2 separate regions of the Homo sapiens genome follow, and region 1 is linked to region 2. The links are chromatin contacts, found by Hi-C or POLR2A ChIA-PET in ENCODE. All regions are on one chromosome and are shown on one strand. Each heading gives the region's core, a stretch centred on a gene start or an enhancer-like site at or near the end of the contact. The rest is flanking DNA. Distances are from core to core; before and after follow the strand shown. Region 1 has its middle 26 kb from the start of LINC00398. Region 2 has its middle 16 kb from the start of LINC00545.

Region 1 (3,511 bases), core at 753-3,252, 37 kb before region 2:
GACTTACCTCTTAGTTTTTGGCCCTGGCTCAATACCCCTGCCCCATTCCAAGGACAGATCCCAGGGAGTGGCTTGGGGGACTTTAACCCTCTCCCTAATAATCTCCATCTACTTTATTCCCCCACCCCCACCTTACCTCTCTAAAGAAAATACCATCTAAATAACAATAGTTCACCTGCTGAGAAGTCAACACTTCAAGACAGGCCTTCAGGACCCTCATTCTAACCAGGGTATCACTTTTAAGCCCCCTCCTATAAGTAAATTGTGGGTCACACATACACTGGGACTCAGTTACTTGACACTTTGTCTTGATGGTTCTGACAAAAAGCTGTGACGTGACCCCAGTCCACCCAGCAAGGATGGGTCTGCAAAGGTCCAGGTCCCTGACAGCTGAGAAGAGTCTGTGGGAGCCTCTTGTCTTGTTGGAGAGGTCTAGAGAAGCAGACATGATGAGACTACTCTTCCCTGGTGGGTGATGAATTGAAGGGGGAGGAGCGCATATCTCTTAAAGCAAAGATTCTCCAAGTGAGGTCCCTGAACCAGCAGCATGGTCGCCACCTGAGAACTTGTTGGAAATGCAGATTCTTGGGCCCATCTAGAGGTCTTGAAAAAACTGTGGAGACAGGGAGCAGCCCTCTGTGCTTTAGGCAACTCTGATGCTGATGGCATCTGAGAACCACTGGCTTTGGCTTCGGCCGGTCTCTGGGTCTCCTGCAAACACATGGCGTATCTCTTACAACTCACACTGTTAGGCCGACCTCAGCCCTACTAGGTCGGAACCTCTGAGATTTCCCCAGGAGTTTTCACTTTAATAAATGTCCCTGGGGACGCTACTGTCATCAAAGGTTGCAGAAGACACAGGTTAAAAAAAAGGCCAAGAGGTCCAGGGTCTGGAAGGGTGGGAGTTCTGGATTTGGAAGGCTTAGGAAAGTCAGGGAGTTGCTCTAACTACAGGAGACCAAGAAAGAGAAAAATCTGGGAAGTGTTAGCTGGCTAAATTAACGTAGTCAGCTTATGATTATCCAGCTGGAGGACATATAGGCCCCTTGACCACCTGGTTCCCATTTAACCCAGTTAGGATACTGACGCTTCTACAGCTCTCCAGCTGCACACTAGCACCTCTCTGACTTTTCCCTCTGCTCTTCCTGAGAGCTTCCTGGTGCTTCCTCCATGTGCTGGGGAGACGCCCCAAGGCTGCTGGACCATCTTCTCATCCTGCCCCCCACTCCACCCCAGTGGAGGTTCCCATGGGACCCCTGTTGTATGGCAGCTGTCCTTTTCCTTGGCCACACAGTTGGGAGGACACTACTCTCCTCAGGTGCAGAACAGGGCCTCATTGCCCTTCAACAGAGCAGGGACCAGGCTGAGATTTTAAACAAGGCTCTAGGGATGGTTCAGGGAACAGTGAAAGGAAGTGTGACTCCAGAATGAGATCCTTGCAAGCAGACTTGACTCAAACTTTGTGATAAAGGACTTTTTTTTTTTTTTTTTGAGACGGAGTCTCACTCTGTTGCCCAGGCTGGAGTGCAGTGGTACGATCTCGGCTCACTGCAACCTCCGCCTCCTGGGTTCAAGTGATTCTCCTGCCTCAGCTTGCCAAGTAGCTGGGATTACAGGTGCCTGCCACCATGCCTGGCTAATTTTTGTATTTTTAGTAGAGACGGGGTTTCACCATGTTGGCCAGGCTGGTCTCAAACTCCTGACCTCATGATCCACCCACCTCGGCATCCTAAAGTGCTGGGATTACAGCGTGAGCCACCCCACCCGGCCGCCTCCTGCTTTCTTCTAAACCTGCCTCCACATGGCCATTGTAAATGTTCCCCAGATTTCTGTGCTTCGGAATCAGGGTCACAGTGGACCTCTGGCTTCTAGGAGGGTTCTCCCTTCACCATGGGCCCCTTTCCTTGTCCCAGAGCTGGCTGCTTCCTGGCATGACTCACTGTGGGCAAGACAGTTCCTTTTAAAGGAAGGTCTGCTTTCACCCCAGTCAGTTCAGGTCTCCCGGGAGGCAGATACCAGGGCAGGATGAGACACACAGGAGAAATGTGTGTGGAGCATGAAAGGGGCTTAGTCTTAGTCATTGGCTGTCTTCCATACCTCATCACCTGTCTGTAGGGTGTCAGAACAAATTAGTAACCATTAGTCAACTCCCCTGTCCTTGCAGGCATTATTCCCTTGTACATGCCAATGTCCAGCACTGGCAAGGTTGTCCCCCTTGGCCTAGACATTTTCACAGGTTGCAGACTATGAAATCTTCAGCACTTGGGCTGTCACTCTGAGTCTGGGATTATCCAGTCCCCACTTTCCATCCCAGAAGGAGTCTGACTTGCCAGCTGGGCAGCAAGTGAGCCAGTCTCCAATATCATCTTATCACCACTTTCCTCACACCACTCCTGGTACCCACTGTGAGTTCTCTGAGCAGTCAATGCCAAGTGACATGAGAAAAACAAGAGATTTACTAGAGCAAATGCCTGTGAATGATTAAAAGGGAGAGCAGGATCAGGTTGGGAGAGACTTCAGACTGAGAGGCAGCTCTGACACCTGAGAAGGGAGAGCAGGAAGGAAAGATTAGACCAGAGGAGCCTCGGGCTGCAACATGTTCTGAGAAAGTCTTGGCCAGGACAGTTGGGTGACCCAAGAAAAATGCATTTATTGGAAGATCCTCGTGCTGGGCAGCAATGGCCTGGCTCCGGGACTCCGGCTGTGCTCATCTTGTGCTGGGAGCAGCCCAGGGGAAGTGTGGCTTGGCATGAAGCCTATGGGGGGTCTGAAGGTGCAGCAGCTGGAGGCTGCCAGTCATCCACATTCCCTGCAGCAGGCTCTCTTGAAGAGGGAGCCAAATGATGTATTTCTACGGCCACCACGTACCCAATGAGTTTTGGCCCACAGCCCAATAGCCCGAGAAGACATTTGCACAGCCATGTCCTTTCCCAGCCACTGTCCCAGTCCTGGGTATTGAGCCATCAGTGGTCTCCTGTGGCACAGCAGTAGCCTATCAGGCTCAGTGCCATTCCTTCTCAGCCTCTCATCAAAAGCTCAGCTATGCTTAGGATCCAATCCTATGCAGAGATAACTTGCTTCCTAATAAAGTAACTTCATGGAAAGGTACTAGGAATTGATTTGAGTTTTTTATAGCGGGAAGTTACATCAGAGAATTTTGTTTTAGTCCCTCCCGCAATCAGTTATGGCCCCAACAGCAAACAAATGGCACGCTCAGATTAGGGTACTTTGTGGAGGTCTTATTTACAAAGGTGTGGGCAGGATGCAGGAAGGCCACAATGGGTAGTGCAGTGCTCTGGGTCAGTGACAGCTAAGTTCTCACCATCCCTAGGTCCTGGATGGGGCAGGAGGACAGAGTCACACAGAGGAGACCATCTTGAGAAGAGCAGTGACCTCTCAGGTGACTCAGGAGTGACTCAGGACAAAGTCTGAAGCAGCCGCTCCAGGAGTGACCCTGAGGAGAAGGAGTCTACCCTCACTCCATTTCCTTCCCTCATTGGCCACACCCAAC
Region 2 (3,313 bases), core at 34-2,533:
AAGGTGAAGTGGGGAGTCAGTGAGGAGGGGGCTGGGCCACCTGGTGGGATGTTGGGAACTATTTTCTGTGCAGAGGCCAAGGCTGGGGCTGGGGGTGGGACACATGGAAATCAAACATGTACTTCACAGTTTGGTCCTGGGCTGACCTGTTTATAATAAAAACATTTGGTTTGACTTCCACAGACTCCAAGCCATGACGTCAATGTTGATGCATTTCAGGCCACATTCCTTTTAGTCTCCGGAGAAGTTCTTTACAAAAAGCATGAAAGGTGGAATCAAATAGTTCCTGGGATCATCTCCAGTCTGAGACATCACATTTGCACTTTAAGCAAATGATTCAGATACTAAAATTCAAGCCCTAAATATGCCTTTTCAACTACAAACTAATTATTTGTGTCTAAATCAATGGACGGTGTCTCTTTAAATGTTCCCTTCATTCCTCATGCATGCTATAATCAGCAGATGGCCCTACCTTCCCCCACCACCCCCTTTTAAACAGACCCTTCTAATAGCTAATATCCTGCAGTGACCAAAGCCATTAGAAGGATTAAGCCATTACTATCCTGTCCAGCAAACACACAATGCTCACGGGGATTGCCTTTTTTTTTTATTTTTTGGTTGTTGTTTTTATGGATGAATCAGGGCCCAATGGTAGGCTGAAAATCAAAACAGGGAGGGCAAAGGGTTATAGTCATTCTTTTCAAGGACACCTCCCAAACAGCCTCAGGATTTGAGATTCCTTTGTTAGAATGACGGCAGATGTCAGCCTTGTGGCTAGTGCAAGCTCCGAAAGGACACAGTACGCAGACCTCTGTCCCTCGTTTCCTTAATATCTAATACTCATCCTTTCCAGAGCACCACTGTGGCTGTCTCGTTGCTCTGCCTGTCCACACAGGCCTGTTTGTGCTGTAACAGACAAGCAACCAGCAGCCCAGCCCAAAGCCACGTTGCAGGGCCCAGGACTGCTCTGAGACACTGCCACCCAGTGGCGCTTCTGAAGCATAACAGCACACAGAAAGGGAGCAGGGAACCCAGTTTTATAAGCATGGAGGGGGTAGGGGGTGCAAAAGCTGGCCTAGAATCGTGAGGCCGAGCTGCAGAAAAGCATGCTCCATGGCACGGAGGCAGGTAGCTAGTTTGGAGATGGCTAAATAGGGCAAGTGACAAAAAACACGAAGAAAGGCAGCTGGAATATAAAGAGAGGAATAAAGAAATGTAATGACATGGAAAGCGTGAGCAGTCTTTTCTAAATGGAAGAAATACGCACTTTCTCTAAGTGAGAGCTGGAGCGAGATGACCGAAAGATGAGTCAATGGAGCCCTTTTTTGGAGTTGGCCTCAGTTTGGATTACTCAGTATCTCACATGTCTGGGTTCTTAAGGATCCTTGAGCTTTGCTGACTTTGGGGAAGTCACTGTATTTCAGTTTTGTGACCCGAAGGGGCTGAGCTGAACCTCTAAACAGCTTCCCTGAGCCCTAACAGTGAGTATGTAATTAAATACCTGAGACGTTGAGTGAACAAGAAATGCAGAAATACAGAAAATGCAGGCTGTGAGCAATCCTTAAATCTTGTGTTTGACTTCAAAGTGCTGTAAGGGAGAACCTGAAAAATACATCCACTTACACCTTTGGTGGTTCAGGACTTGCCAGGAGAGTGCATGGAAGGGACCCCCATCCCACAGCGCATGGGTGACTCTACCCGCCATCTAACCTCCCTGAATCTCAGCAGCCAAGGCCAGTGCACTGAGATCTGCACCTCCAGCACTTTCAGTGTAGGGCGAGACAGGTTTAGAAGGAATTGGGCTTCTCTAAGATTGAAGCTAAACCAGAAGCTAATGGGTTAGTAATTTAATAGGTCTCCCTTTTCGGCAATATTTTCATTTTAAAAAGAAAACTTCTGTTAGAGGGCAAGTAATTCCAAAGAAATTAGATTCTGCTGGTTGAAACGTTAAGAATCCAGGCAGGCGGTGAGGGAAATTCGTTTCCCGGCTTCTCCAATCTAATCTGATAGTGCCCGTCTTGCCTCAGTCGTTAATACTTCTTGGGAAAAAGCATATGTGATCACTCTTTTAAAAACTGTTAGAATCACTTTCCTATCCAAGGTCTGAAAGAAGATTTGGGCTTAGGCTCCATTTGAAGAAATCCAGGTTGTATTTCCCCCAGCATTTAGGGTTTGATGGTTTCTGCTTATCTAAAGTGCTCACATTGCAAATATGAGCAGCAGGGCTGGGGATTTAAATTCTGTCTTGATGGGAATTTGAACTGAAATGCTCTGCCCACTGCCACTTTATAAGCTGGGAATCATCAAGCTAGCTACAAATACCTCGAGGGGTCCTTGCAGTTGCTCAACATAAATCAGCAAAATGACAGGCAATTGACTTTGAAGACAGCGCTCACATGGCTGAGTGGCTGGAGCTGCTGGAAGCAGATGAGGGCATTTTCCTGTAAACATGATTGTGATTAGCACCAGAGTAAATAGCGAATCGGGCTCTATCTGTCAGACTCCAGCCTGCTCTGGATTTTTCATTAGGTAGAAATCAACATGTGACTCAGTGCAGCAAAGTTGGCAATTATAAGAAATAAGTTTCTATTTCAACACCTGGTGAATACTTCTGATTTTCCTAGAAGGTAAGCAAGAAGGAAAGTTGATTTTGCCATGTTTTCATGTAGGGATAAAATAGGAGTGTGGGAATCAGTCCTTTCACTGCAAGAGCAATTCAGCTTCTAGTCCGTGCTCTGATGCTATCTAACAAAATGTCTGGCATAGCTCAGATTTTGGCTAAGTGGAAAGGTGCACGTTTGAAAGGTTGACCCTACCAGTGTCATCTGAGGTCACTAATTCATATGCCTAAAGAGCCCAGGAAGGTAACATCAGTAGGTAAGCTGGCTGGAGGGGCTGAGGCCAAGTGGAGTGTGCCGGCCCTGTCCAAGGAGGCAGGCTGACCCTGCTCCAGCATGGACTGTGGCCAACTGGGGCAGAAAGGCTTGGGTTGTCATATCAACTGGTTTTTCAAAAGAAGCCAGAATTTGGGATTTTCATGTAAAACACTGGGAGTTCCAAATCAAACATGTCTACAAACCCAAAAGCATCTAGCCTGTTTGCAACCTAGTATTGGGCTACCTTCATGTTGGATTCCTCCAAACTCATTCTAGCTACATCAGGTCTCTAAGCCATTTCAAAGGATTTCCAGAGAGAGCTTGCATAGACTCCCTTAGCAAGGAAATGAAAAATCTATCAGCTCTCCAGATCTAGAAGGTTTTTTTTAAAAATTCTAATTTAGATCTTTCATGCTGCAACATAAACCACTTCTTTT

What was found. Hi-C counts contacts between places; a loop is a spot of excess contacts on that map. ChIA-PET counts read pairs that join two places held with the same protein, here RNA polymerase II (POLR2A). Pooled maps may share reads with other maps.
Region 1: a loop to region 2 is called in a map of mammary epithelial cell, with 7 times the contacts of the local background. The contact joins two enhancer-like sites. A Hi-C loop is called at or near these places in 6 of 168 maps with a recorded cell type or tissue (GM12878, HepG2, endothelial cell of umbilical vein and 3 more), 1 of 37 single-sample maps with no recorded cell type and 6 of 50 pooled maps. POLR2A ChIA-PET finds 5 or more read pairs at or near these places in 4 of 52 experiments (AG04449, BJ, HepG2 and 1 more).

Annotation. Positions count from the first base shown.
Region 1 is chr13:30,827,314-30,830,824 of GRCh38, forward strand. No RefSeq gene overlaps it. Among named protein-coding and RNA genes, the nearest start is that of LINC00398, 26 kb to the left of the region's middle. RefSeq lists an enhancer at 1-615. Within about 2 kb of position 2,003, at least 4 of the 41 ENCODE cell types and tissues checked have a DNase peak (open chromatin) inside an H3K27ac peak, as active enhancers do; they include mammary epithelial cell, where a contact is called at or near this core.
Region 2 is chr13:30,864,553-30,867,865 of GRCh38, forward strand. No RefSeq gene overlaps it. Among named protein-coding and RNA genes, the nearest start is that of LINC00545, 16 kb to the right of the region's middle. Within about 2 kb of position 1,284, at least 29 of the 41 ENCODE cell types and tissues checked have a DNase peak (open chromatin) inside an H3K27ac peak, as active enhancers do; they include mammary epithelial cell, where a contact is called at or near this core.